Linked DNA regions of Homo sapiens: region 1 is linked to region 2. A link is a loop called in an ENCODE intact Hi-C map of the cell type or tissue named here. Cell type or tissue: left ventricle myocardium inferior. All regions are shown on one strand. Links, peaks and the distances in the headings refer to the core of each region. The heading gives the core; the rest is flanking DNA. Region 1 overlaps CALCRL (calcitonin receptor like receptor). Region 2 overlaps CALCRL-AS1 (CALCRL and TFPI antisense RNA 1).

Region 1 (7,003 bases), core at 1,470-5,469, 130 kb after region 2:
AAGATAAAAATACCTAGAGAAAACTCAAAAGAAAGAGCTAATTTTGTTCAAGTAGCAAAACTGGCTGAAATGGTTGGACAATAAAATCCTAATCAACTAAATCTGGAAAACACAGAAAAGAAATACAGCAAATAGGGATAACACCTATACTTTCTTGATATAATGTTGCCATGGTGAAATATAACAACTTATCTGAAGAAAAAATATATAAACCTAAGTATATTTATGAAGAGAAAATCAGAACCTTGAAGAAATATACTGGTTAAATTCAGCTGATGCCTATAAAGGCAATCAAGTGAATTAAAAAATGAGGAATTATGTGAAAAACACAAACTTCAATGCTTTCTATGATGTTTTGACGCCTAAGAAATAATTTTTTACAATAGGTAGAGAGACACAATCACTCTCAGGAGATATGTAAGCTTCATAAATTATTGTAAATGTGCAACCAATTTTTAAAAAAGAAGACATACACACCCTGAATAGAATTATTCATTTTCTTCCTCTCTTTATTTTTCAAAGGAGATTTTGATAGATATTAGATAAAGTTTTTGAATAAAGAGAAATAGAAAGTTAGAGCTAAGATTCAAGACATTTTCTATCTGTGTTCTTGTTCATGAGAAATGTTATTCATACATATCCAATTTTAAAAGCAATAAAACATATTTTTGCTTTCCCTGGACCACCTAACCAAAGAGAGATACTTAATCCTTCTCTTAAATAGTTACAAGCAAAAAGTGACTTAATTATAACCCTGCAACATTAAGTCACTGCCATTCAATTAGAAACAAATGTTTCAGAGGAAAATTTTAATTCATTTAGCTTACAAATTCATTGTGACTCATAATAAGGAAAATGCAGATTAAAACCACAATGAGATGCTATGTTACACTCAGCAGACTAGCAACAATTAAAAAGTTTGACAATAATACACAGCATTAGAAAAGATATGACGCAATGGAAACCTCATACACTGTTGGTGGGAGTATAAATTGGCATAAGCATTTTGAACTGCTAGGATCCTGAAATCTCACTGAAAAATATATCCTCAAAAAATCATGGACATATGTGTACCAGGAGATATGTTAACAAAATGTTCATAGCCTCATTGTTTGTAATATCAAAACTGTGGAAGCAATCCAGATGTTCCTCAGCAGGAAAAAGGATAAATACATTGTGTTACATTCATACAATGGAACACTGTAATAGTGAAAGGAAAGAACCACAGCTATACCCATTAACAATGATTTATCTCAAGAACATAATGCTGAATGGAAGAAGCAAGTCTTCAAAGAATGTATTCAAGATAACTCCACTTTCATTAAAGTAAAAATAAAAGCAGAAAAATAAAGTAATAGTTTGCCCAGAAACCATATGTGGTAAAGTCATAAAGTAAAACAAGGAAATGATTAGTACAAGCTTAGGATAAAGGTTTACTTCTGAGAATGTCCATGTGAGTCAATCAGGGAAGAACATGATGGACAATCTTGGGTCTAGGCATACAGGAGTTTATTTATTTAAACAGTATATGTGTATGTGTTAATGTCCTTGTTTTGCTATAAAGAAATACCTGAGGCTGGGTAATTTATAAAGAAAATAGGTTGAATTGGCTCACGGTTCTGCAGGCTGTATAAGCATGGCTCCAGCATCTGTTTCTGGCAGAGCCTCAGGAAGTCTACAATCATGACAAAAGGGGAGCTGACATATCCTCATATCTCCTATCTCGTGGCAACAGAGGGAGCAAGAGAGGGAGCAGAAAGGTCCTATACTCTTTCAAACAACCAGACTTTGTGTGAACTAACTAAGCGAGAACTCACTTATCACCAAGGGGATGGTGCTAGGTCATTCATGAGGGAGCCATCCCCATGATTCAGTCTCCTTTCCACCAGGTCCCACCTCCAACACTGGGGAATCACATTTCAATATTCAACCTTCATATGAGATTTGGAGAGGACAAACATCCAAACTATATCAGTATGGTATACATAATATTCTACATACAAGAAATGTTCTTAATTATAAAGGTTTTTGTAGAAAAGTATGCAGAGTATAATTCCCTCCTAAGGAATGATGTATTTGTTATGAATCTATGTATCAAAATATATGAAATGCAATTTATTAGGGAAAGGTCAAGGGATCTGGATCGGAGATGGAGCTGCCTTATACAGTACTGATCCTATTTGAAAGTTTATTATGTGATTTAAATGTATAAATTATATATGATTTCAAGTTTATTATTATATACACAAAGGAATTTTGGAACAGCAATAATGACTAATCCTTGAATCAAGGTGTGTGTGTTTGTGCGTGCGTGTGTGTGTGTGTGTGTGTGTGTGTATTTACCCCTGAATCTGATGGTGAAAAGCGTCTACAAATTTGTAATTTGGATTATTACCAAGTTCCTAAGATTTTTAAGTTAGAATGATTCAGACAGGAAAAATGTGCCACCAACTCACAGAACTAATCATTCTCAGCCCAGAATTAAAATGGGAAGTATTACATACTTCTTGTTATTTATTGGTAGTTCAATATATATTTATAGTTATTATTTAGTTATTTGTAAAGACAATCACTTGATTTAAACATGCGTCCTACTTACTGACTTATTTTGTTATTGTTAGTTTGACTCTATTGTGTTATTATGCCCTATTCATACAACATCCAAAATACAGAAAAGAGAACACTATGTCAGGGCACACATGCATCATTTAAGCATCATCTCCATCTGTCCATTGAGCCATCCCAGACTCATTTGGTAGGTTCAGAATAAGTAGAGAGATTTTCACTTTACCAAACAGCACTGCTGCTTTAAATGTGGTATGATCAGTGTAGCCCAACCTGTAGAGGTCCTGAGAGACTGAGACAGATTTTATGACCCCTCCACTTAAAAGCAGAGTAATTATCTCGACCAATTGGGTTCAATCCTGAAACACAAGTCAGTTATTACCACCCAGGAGGTGGTATTTACTTTTCACAATTTTTTAAATAAATACTTTTCAGCTCTGATCAGAAGTAATAACCCTGAGACTTAACACTTACCATTGTCCCAGTCGAAAAGGCAGATAAGGCTTTACCATCCAAAAGTTTACACCAAGCACCTGGAAGATATTTGCATGTCAACTGAAAATGGTACCCACTGACATGCCCATTGTCCATGGCCATGTAGGCCAAAGCATCTCAATTTATGTGATTCAGCACTGGATTTTTATAATCTAACAAATTATATAAATCTAGCAAATCAAATGTCTTATTGGACTAATTTGTCTTCTTTTACAGCCTCTCCTTTTATCTTCTCTTTCTTTTCTTGTCTTTATTCTATGTGCTCCCCTTTTCTTTTAAGGTTTCTCTTACTTTCAAATTTCAAGCCTCCCTCTGATCTTTTAACTTGGTGAGCAATAATTACTAAGTTAATTTTGTTCTTAAAGTCATATCTTTCTATTCTTTAGTTGAGAATTTTGTTTGGATATACTTTGTTCTGGTTGGCTTTTCACTCTTTAATCTTGTTCCTTCCATTTCAAATTTCATTAATTTTTGGGTCAATCTCCCAAGCCTTCACATTGCATTTGTAAAAGCCACTGTCACCAGACCTGAAACAAAATGCATTGCTCTGGATTTACTCAAAAAGAGCAAAGTTTAGGATGTGCAACATTTTAAAATGTTAAATTCAATTTTAAAAACATATTTAAAACTCAGATACATATAGGCCGGGCACTGTGGCTCACGCCTGTAATCGCAGCACTTTGGGAGGCCGAGGCAGGCTGATCACGAGATCAGGAAATCAAGACCATCCTGGCTAATACAGTGAAACCCAGTCTCTATTAAAAATACAAAAAATTAGCCGGGCGTGATGGCGGCATATAGTAGAGACGGGGTTTCTTTCAAGGCTTTTATTTATGTAAAGTTTATCTTAAGTGCCTTTTACATTATTTCATCAAGCCTATTCAGATTAGAAATTTCCACTCTCTTGTCTTTGTAAAGACAGCCCTATTTTTTTTTCTATTTTAAGCTCCTTAGAATAAAGAAAATGTGTTGTAGAATACTGAGTTATCTTGCCATATATAAACTTATCAGAACAAATTGACTAATTTTAAAAACAAAATATAGTTTATGTTTTGTAATAATAACTTTATCAAAAATATGTTGTTTGATAATGACTGTATCAAATAAAGTCAGAAAGTTTAGGGATAAGAGTTAAGAAACAGGAAAGGATAGTGGTAGGAAGAAGCCATTTGACAATTTTTAAAAATGTTTTGAGTAATAGTTCATCTAAGACAGAGAGTTATTTAATCCAAACCAGTGTGCTGCTTATGATTTAAAATCCAGTCAGTAGTGTGATAAGAGAATATGTAGAAAAACAGTAAAATTACAACTTTGACACATTTTATATACATATTTTATCTGAATACTATGGATGTATGTTGACAATCAGTATTTTTCTCAAAGTAAAGTTATTGTTTTACTGAATGACATACATATTTGAACTCAGAAGAAAGAAAACCTTAATAGTGACATTTCTGGTAAATGAATAATTAGAATTCTGTTTTAAAAGAAAACAATAAAGTTAACACTGAATCTCAAACAAATGGGGAATCTAAATGGGAAAATAAAAGATGTATTATTATAATATGAGTTGGGTCCATTCATAATATAACTTGTGTAAAGATCCATAATGAGGCTTTCAAACAAATTATGATTTATTTAATCACAAATATGTATTTCAATTTATAAAAGAGTCCTTTGGCTGTAAGTTTAGAAAACTTCCATAACAATACAATGAGGTAAGGTCATTGACAGTTGGCATTGTTTTTAGAGTTATCTGTATTTATACATCAACACTGAAAAGCTTAATAAATTACAGACTGACAAACATGTCTGTTTACCAAACAGACGTAAAACTTTTTGGCAATTAAACAGAATTTGTATTCTGCTATAGATGTTTTTAGAAAAGATTAATTTTCTTTCCCTCAATTTCATTGCTAAGTTGTTTTTTTTTTCCTCCTTGTATAGGCTCTTTAGTGCTATTGTCCAGAAAGGCAATAAGTAACGGAATAAGGCTTTTGTTGGGAGGCAAGAGTTGGCAAGTCAGCCAGTTTCAACAAGAATTCTGCCAGTTTTAGCCATTGTGTGGCCACTTGGGGAAAGGCTTCAACATTTTATGTTAAAATACTGAGCAATCTTCTCATTTACCCTAATGTGAAAGGTCATTCCTTGGAATTTAGTAAAATCTGAACACTAAGTATATTACAGGAAGCATCTTTACTAACTTTTTTCCTTTCAAAGTCAGTGAAGAAATACATATTAGGTTGAAGTAAGAATAAAAAAATGAAAACTAATTTTTGAATATTTTCTTTTTGGAAATATACAGTGATTCTAACACCTTCAGTAATTTTACTCTGGCATCTCTTGAATAATATATAAACTCACATGAAGCCAATATCCAGTTTTCTGTGATTTAGACTCTAGTATAAAGAAACATTCATTCATTTATTCATTTAAATATTTAGTAAACAGTTTTGGGGCACCTAATATACAGGCACTTATCTAGGTGCTTCATATATATTAGTGAAATGAAAATCAGGCAGAAATCCTTGCACTGGAGCTTACGTGTTAGTGGGTGGCTGGAAAATAAAAAATAATAGCAAGGTTGGGTGCAGTGGCTCACACCTGTAATCCCAGCATTTTGGGAGGCCAGACTGGGCGGATCACTTGAGGCCAGGAGTTTGAGACCAGCCTGGCCAACATGGCGAAATCCCATCTCTACTAAAAATACAAAAATTAGCTGGGTGTGGTCACGCTGAGGTAGGAGAATTGCTCACACCCAGGAGACAGAGATTGCAGTGAGCCAAGATCATGCCCCTGCACTCCAGCCTGGGCAACAGAGCAAGACTGTGTTTCAAATAACTAACTAACTAAATACTAAACAAAACAAAACAAACAAACAAACAAAAAACCAACAAAAAAACAGTAAATATGTAAATTATAGTAGATTGGTGCAAGATGATTAGTATTACAGGAAAAAAGGACAAACTAAAATAGATAAAAAAGAAAAGAGGTCTGTGGTAGTATAGACGTAGGTTGATTTTAAATAATCATCGATGTAAGCTCTTTAGAAGAGTTCACATTGGAGCAAGATGGCAGGGTGGTGAGGGACTTAGGTATATGGATATCTGGAATAAGAACATTTTATGCTAGTTGAAAGAAACCCACAGGTAATTCTTAATTCTCCTTTAGAAAATGTGCGTCTCTTTCTTTAAATTGGTGGCAAATGAAATCAGAAGTACTGGCAGTAAGTAAACTTGTCTAGAGGTGAAGGACTTGATAAATGGAAGAAGAGACATTTAAAGCTGGAATACAAGATCTATAGGTCCATAAGTAAGGAAGATTAGCATTCTTTTCATACTCAGATGATAATGTGATGCTTATGTAATGTAGAGAAAAAGACAAATAATAAACTTAGAAATTATTCAAATAAATACTCCCTCATACTATTATTATATTACTATTATAATCTTATATCAATAAAATTATATGATGCACAATGATCTTTGTTCCTTACCCAAAATTTAATTTCATTGCAAATAGTTTTTAAACTGGAATGGATATACTGTAGTAACTGATGTCCATATGCATATTAGGTTGAACTAAAATGTCCAGACGAAAAAAAAAAGCATGTCTGTTATAAAGACTGTTTCCCTTCCATGTTGATAACATCACGCAACTATTTCTGTAAGGAAAAATGTAGACCAGAATGTAGGACAAGCCTTGAAGTCTAAACTATTTTGAGTAATTAGGGGTAGAATGTTGTCAGAGTGTAAACATCTAACATCTTTTATTTCTTTTAAAAAAGCACATGCCATTTCAAGACCTACATCATAGTTAGATTTAATGAAACATTGAGATGGAGTCTCCCTTTTCTAAGTTAGGAATCCATTAACTAAATTTATTTAACTTATTCAGACCTCTAGCTTAGGAAGCCACAAGTTATATTTAAGGTTTTGAACAT
Region 2 (7,003 bases), core at 1,226-5,225:
TCAAAAGCAAGAAGCAGTCATTAGGGATGAGACAAACTCTCTTATGCATTAAAAGAACTGAGGGTTTTCTTATCTTTGCAAATGGTGATGAATATTCATTAACCTAAGAAAAGATTTGCCAGCTGCAAATCTTTGCAAGGTGCTCCAGTTCTCCAAGCCAAAAGGAAAGGAAAAATTATAAAGCCTCTATTTATCTGTACCACAAAGGATGAAGAAGATAAGCTTACAAAAGTGTTCTCGGGAGAAAAAATATCTCACTTCATACACTTTAGAGGAATATGTGCATTTAAATAAAAAACTGTGGTTTTTAGGTTTTTCTAAGGTTATCATAAAATGCCAAAAAGGGAAGAATATCTCATAATTATACTAATATTTAAGTTTATTTTTTTCTGCTATACTATAGGGATCTAGATGAAGGCTAAAGGTTTTTTCTCTTTCAAACAAAATATGACTCTCTGAACTAGCCCATATCTTACGTTATATTTAGTCAATATGAATGGGAATGGAACACTTCTGCCTTATAGGAAGCATATCTTTCTTGTAAAAATCTGGGTTGAATTCTTCAATATTAAAATATCCATTATTTCAGTGTTTTCTTGTGTTAAAATCTCAACTACATTTAAAGTGAAAAAGAAAATACTCATATATGTTAGAAAAATGTTAACTATATTTACTATCATAGTATATTTTCAGATTTTGTGTTTCTTTAGACAAGAATATTCCCACATTTTAATGCACAACCTAAAATACAAAATTTGAAAGTTTTGTCTCCATTTTTTCCCATAGTTCATAGTAAGAGTTACTAATGATCTGAAATCTATGATAATTTCTAATAGGAGAGAATGGATTTGTTTGCTTAAATCATAATTAGGAATAGTAAAACAATTATTTTGTTATTAAAATATTAGTTTATTTCATTAAAAGATGTCCGGAAGGACAATCTTTTATATGGGTACCTTAGCACAAATTGTCAAAAAAGGACCATGGCCTGCTGTGGTGATTCAAATGCGTGGTGACTTAAATGATTTAAATAATATTAGCAATGTGGACATCTTTCATTGAATGATGTCCAGAAGGACAATCCCTTAATGAAAGTTGTCCACGTTGCTAATGTTATCTTACTGGTGTCTTGGAACCATTTGGTTATGAAAAGAGGGGTAACACAAAGGAGTAGAAATGACTCATTTAAATCACCACAGCAGGCCATAGTCCTTTATTGGCAATTTGTGCTAAGGTATCTACCTAAAATGGGAAGCATTTATCTTCCTAACCCAATGTTGTCCAAATGATTATTCTTGATAAGCTGTCAATGAGAATTCTCTGATTTCCTGTAACTTTGTGGGAATTCTATGTGTCCATATTCTCCCTTCATGGAAATGAAAACAGATCCATTTCTGAAGACAGGAGACCTCCTGCTAATAAAAGTATGCTTCATGTTCTAAAATTATACCATTAGATGATCCTCATCATAATAGCACAAAGAGATCAAAAGGATTAAGGCACACTTATAAACATTTTTTCTTCTGTAGGATAGTTGGAAGATACTACTAATAAATTATTTTGGTTATCTATAATGTACTTGTGTCTATGCATAATCATTTAGAGAAAATATTTTAATGTAATATAGTATATGTACAGTAAGCTGTTTTATTATTCAGGGTATATTCATTAGTAGATCTCAAGTTTAACTGAATTTCCAAATTTAGATCCCCTTATTGGAACAATCTTCCTACTGCCTCTCACTTGCTGATTTGGCTGACTGAGAGCTGATTCTCAATATAACTTCCTCAGAGAGGCCTTATTGAGCCTCCTTCCTCTTTCTCTAGGTAAGGTAAGACACCACTTATCTTCCCCCTTCTATAACATACTATACAATGTTAGTTATTTGATTGGTAGTTATATTCCACCCCTCTCAAAACAAATTCTCAGCTCCATAAAGCTATACACTCTCTGCATGTTTATCTATTTTATACATACTGTAACCATAGCACCTAGCAAGTTGACTGACATGAAGTAGTCAATAAATAAGTGTTGAGTCAATAAATAAATACATGAAGTTTTTAGTGTTTTCCATTAGAACAACACAATTTGTTATATTGATTTTTAGTTTCATGCTCATACACTTTACTTGACTGGCATATCTTTACAAGTTGCCACCAATAATTGGTGAAACAAGATAATAGGTAGAAAATTATGGGGATGTGCAGCAAATAAGAATGATATCAGATACCTAAAACAAAAAAATATTCCACATCATAATCACCAATAATTAGTATTTTCATTCATTTATTCATTCATGTGCTGAAGTGAGCTCCTATCATGAGACACTAATGAAACAGCAATTATTAGACAGAAAATATCCCTGATCTTATGGAGGTTACGTTTTAGTAGGTGCAAACAGTCCATATAAGCAAATGAATTAAAAATAATAATGATTGAAGAAAACAAATTTTCTATATTAGTCCATTCTCACATTGCTATAAATAACTACCTGAGGTTGGGTAATTTATAAAGAAAAAATGTTTAATTGACTCACAGTTCTGCAGGCTGTACAAAAAGCATGGATTGAGAGGCCTCAGGAAACTTACAATCATGGTGGAAGGCAAAGGAGAAGGAAATACCTCTTACATGGTTGGAGCAGGAGGAAGAGAGAGAGTGAAGTGGGAGGTGCTATACACTTTCAAACAACCAGATCTCATGAGAATTCTATCATGAGACAGCACTAGGAGGATAGTGCTAAACCATTAGAACCCCCACCCCCACATGATCCAATCACCTCCCACCAGTCCCCACCTCCAATATTGGGAATTACAATTCAGGATGAGATTTGGGTGGGGATACAGAGCCAAATCATAACACAGGCCAATACAGTGGAGAGTAACTGGATGAGAAAGAGGGACAGAAAGAATCATTAAAGAAGGTGTTTGAAAAGATTGCTCTGAGGAAGTAATATTTGCCCTAATTCATAAGGAGTCAGTTAATGAAATGGATATATCAATAAAATCCAGCTTCTTTGATATCTTCAAGAAAATCATTAACCACATGAAACATATCTTAAGGGTACTCTTTAGCCTACAAATGATGGCTTGCCAAAGAGAACCTGAAAGTAATACTTATATGGTTTGGCTGTGTCCCCACCCAAATCTCATCCTGAATTATAGCTCCCATAATCCCCACGTGTCATGGGAAGGATCCGGTGAGAGGTAATTGAATCATGGGGGTGGGTCTTTCCCTTGCTGTTCTCATCATAGTGAATAAGTCTCATAAGATCTGATGGTTTTATAAAGGGGAGTTCCCCTGCACACGCTATCTTGCCTGCCACCATGTAAGATGTGACTTTGCTCTTCCTTTGCCTTCTACCATGATTGTGAGGCCTCTCCAGCCATGTGGAACTGTGAGTCCATTAAACCTCTTTCCTTTATAAATTACCCAGTCTTGGGTATATCTCTATTAGTAGCATAAAAGCAGACTAATACAAATACATTATAAATGTAAAAGTATGAGTTAACTTATAAATTAATGTAGGTTAAAAAAATCATTTTTTAGGATCATAGCAAAGAATGTAAGAAATATTCTTTATGTTTGTTTCAAAATCTGACACTGGCAAAATGTAAGATCTGCTAAACCATAGTAGATTTCAGGAGACAGAGAAATGGAAACAGAAATAGAGAGAAATAAAGAGAGTGAAAGAAAGACTCTCCTTCATATAAAGCATAGATACTATTACCAGCTTTCTTTTATTTTTGGTGTTTCCCAGAAAGCCGTGTTATCATCTATAGAAAAATATTTTTACTTAAATAGAGACAGCCAAGAATAAGGATGTTATCAGCTCTGGAATTTGCTTTGTTCAGTGGTCATGTGCAAAGTGCAGGAGATGAAAGATAGTTTAGTTCAGTTTAGTAACTGCTAAAACCAGAATAACTTTAATATGAGTTCTGTGGAATTAATCACATTAAGGGAACTTCTCACAGTACCTGACTTAGGGAAGAAGTGAATGGTTATGCGTGCAGTGTTGCTTTGTCTGATATTTGTTTGGACCCTAAGCGTTAATTATAAATGAAATTACAGATGTTATATACTATGTTTCAATTGTCAGTCTATATTTAGCAGAAACAATTTTTTAAGAATTCAGTCATTCTTTAATGTGTTGGTTATACCCGTGTAAAATTGTGATTCAAAATTTTTATATCATTATTGCACCACAAGGAAGAAACCCTAATTAATTAAAGAAAAGCATAGAGATAATCACAAAACCACACCCCTTTGCCTTCAGAAAGTAAAACAAACAAACAAACAAAATCCTGGACTAATTTTATGTGGCATTTATAAACAGTATACATTTCATTGATACTTGTATTTTCAGAACTATAGTTCTCATACTTCACCAGCAAACAAAAGAGCGTCTTCTCTTCCTCTTCTCTTTGTCTGAATATTTAGGTAAATTCATGCTTGGAACACGTAAAATTAGAAATTCTTATAGTCTTTCTTGTCATTTCAGTGCTAAATATAAAAATATTAACAAGAGTTAGCTGTGTTTTTAGTTTAACTGCTCTTTGTTTTAATATTTGTAAAATCTGTTTTTCCCTCATACACTTCAAAAAATGCATAAAATATAAATAGAAGCTTATGTAAATTTTCTCTGTACTTTGTTTGGTTTTGTTGGTAGGGAGTGGGGCACAAGTAGAAATGTAGCTCTTTATCCTGTTCTTATGTTTTGTTTCTTTAAATGAACATTTTCTGTAGCCCAGACCTCAGCAGGCTTCTGAGACCTTGTTGGTTGAGACCATTAGCTAACGCTAGTTAGTTAACTTGAACAGTTAGTCCAGAGTACCTCCACTCACATTCTGGATCTGTTGCTTTTCATCTCTGTAACCTTCTGGAAACTGCTTGACTACTCTATACCTTATTTTACTCATTGATAAAATAAAGATCATAGTATTTTTCCCACTTTATAATGTCATTGTGAGGATTGACTGAGTTAATGTATGTAGAGTGCTTAGGATACATCTTATATAGAAGCATTACACAAAATGCTAGCTGCTATTATTATTGTCACTTTCCTCCATCTGAGGGGAGAGAAATATGCAGACCTTGTGTCCTACTTCTGTCTTTGAGACCTTGAGTATTGCAAAGACAAGTGTAGGAATGAAATTATTGTAATATCAGAGAAGTTGTGAAGATTACATTGGAAAGTACTTAGAAGAGTATCTAAAATATAGACCACATTAAATAAGCGAATTTACCTAACCATATCTTTTTCTTAGTTCATAGAATTTATAGGTTATTTTTGATTCATTTACTTTTTAACAAAAAGTGTACAGTGCTAAAAGGGGAATGAGTGTCCAAGACATTTGAGTTTTACTATTGCAGAAAGATATCTCAGCTTTTATTGAGCTAAGACTTTTTAATATATTAAGTGTTTCTATGCAGTCACATCTGAGATGAATGCTACGTCTGCTATTTCTTAGTTATGTGATGTTAAGAAAGTTACAAAAGCTCTGTGAATTTCAGTTTTTTTATTTGCAAAGTGGAGTCATAATGCCTATCTAAAAAATATTTATTGTGAAGATTTAAAAGATAGATTTAGAAAACTTAGCATCATGTACAGAGCACAGAGTAGTACTATATAAATGGTATTAGATGCTCTCTAATTTTTTCCTGTCTAAATTATAATTTACTGTTTGGTTGACCTCAGCTTTTCACTGTTCTTGTGTAGTCATTCCTATTACCTACCAACTTAAATGGGCCAACATGCAAATAAAAACGTTGTTGACACAGAATACACTATACTCATGTTATAATTTTATAATGAATAGTAATAACTTTTCTGCTATGGATTATCAATATTTGATCTCAGACCATCTGTTTTCTTTTCAATGTTCTCTCACTATCCCTTCTCTTTTGTGATTTTAACTATCATCTGTCCAGGCCCTTTGGCATGAAATTTCAGTCTTCCCTATCTCCTCCTTCTTTTACTCTTTTCATAATCGAACTTTTGCAAAATATTTCTGTGTATTTCTTTGAGAGAAAATTGAGTTCATTTGCCCCCTCTTATCTATCCTATTAGAAGAATTCCTGGTGAAAGTGTTAGTCACATTACAATGTTTGGCTTTGTTTTTCACATCAATGCTCATTTGTCCTTTTATTAAAAAATCTCCACTTAACCTGCATATTCTCTTATACTTGAAATTTGAAATTTGTTGCTGAAGACCTGGATGTTCTCAGATTTTTCCTTATGTGTATGACATTTCTCTTTCTCTCTACTTCAGCATATACCCCTCTTTTTTCTTCAATTTCCTTTTATAAATTGAATAATTTAAAAATTCATCAGGATTATTGATCATTTTGAACAGTAACAAATACTATAAATATAATTTTAATTTACATTGAATTAATAATATTGTTTTGAAAGAAGGCAATATAATGATCAACAATTTTTTATTTGTTCAAATCTAGTAAAGTTCTAACTTAAGATATGTAATAATTATGACATATTTAAAATATGTCTTAGAAACTTATCTACCATAGTGGTACATAGATATATTTATAATGATGTAATAACCATAGTTTTAAGCAAACTAATTCACATTTTAATATGCATAAAATGCCACATATGCAAAAGGAAAGACATTTTCTAGCTACATATGTACTTATTTAACTTGATGGACAAACAGTGGCTGGGAAAGTGCGGTTCACCCTGATTCCTTTAAAGTCGGGATGATTCCAATTTGATGAAACAAGAATGGAGAGTGGAGAAAAAGGAAAGGTTTAAAAAATGTTATTCCACTTGCATTTGTCTTCTTTGCTAATCTCAATTTTTACATAACAGATCCATAAACTTATGACATTCTGGGTTGGATTGAATTCAGCTGTTTAGAAAAAAGCAATTACAACTATTGTCCCCAAGCCAAGATAACAACACACCAATTATGACTAGCCAAGAAGCCTGGAATTCACAAACTGCCTTATATTTATTTATTTCTTCATGTTGGCTGTTTATCAG

Evidence for each region. Hi-C counts contacts between places; a loop is a spot of excess contacts. Peaks named below come from ENCODE experiments on the same cell type or tissue, not always from the same donor. Only the 100,000 strongest peaks of a DNase experiment are listed, where the experiment ranks them.
Region 1: a loop joins it to region 2, with 4 times the contacts of the local background. A loop is called at or near these places in 20 of 110 quality-filtered maps.

What each region holds. Positions count from the first base shown.
Region 1 is chr2:187,433,559-187,440,561 of GRCh38, forward strand. All of the region lies in intron 1 of CALCRL (calcitonin receptor like receptor), which reads right to left. The region is part of intron 2 of CALCRL-AS1 (CALCRL and TFPI antisense RNA 1); the gene reads left to right. Among named protein-coding and RNA genes, the nearest start is that of CALCRL, 11 kb to the right of the region's middle. RefSeq lists a silencer at 1,564-1,858. In left ventricle myocardium inferior, for the core only: no CTCF peak of the experiment used is centred there; no DNase peak of the experiment used is centred there; H3K27ac peaks cover 2,742 bases.
Region 2 is chr2:187,303,960-187,310,962 of GRCh38, forward strand. All of the region lies in intron 2 of CALCRL-AS1 (CALCRL and TFPI antisense RNA 1), which reads left to right. Among named protein-coding and RNA genes, the nearest start is that of CALCRL, 140 kb to the right of the region's middle. In left ventricle myocardium inferior, for the core only: no CTCF peak of the experiment used is centred there; no DNase peak of the experiment used is centred there; H3K27ac peaks cover 1,192 bases.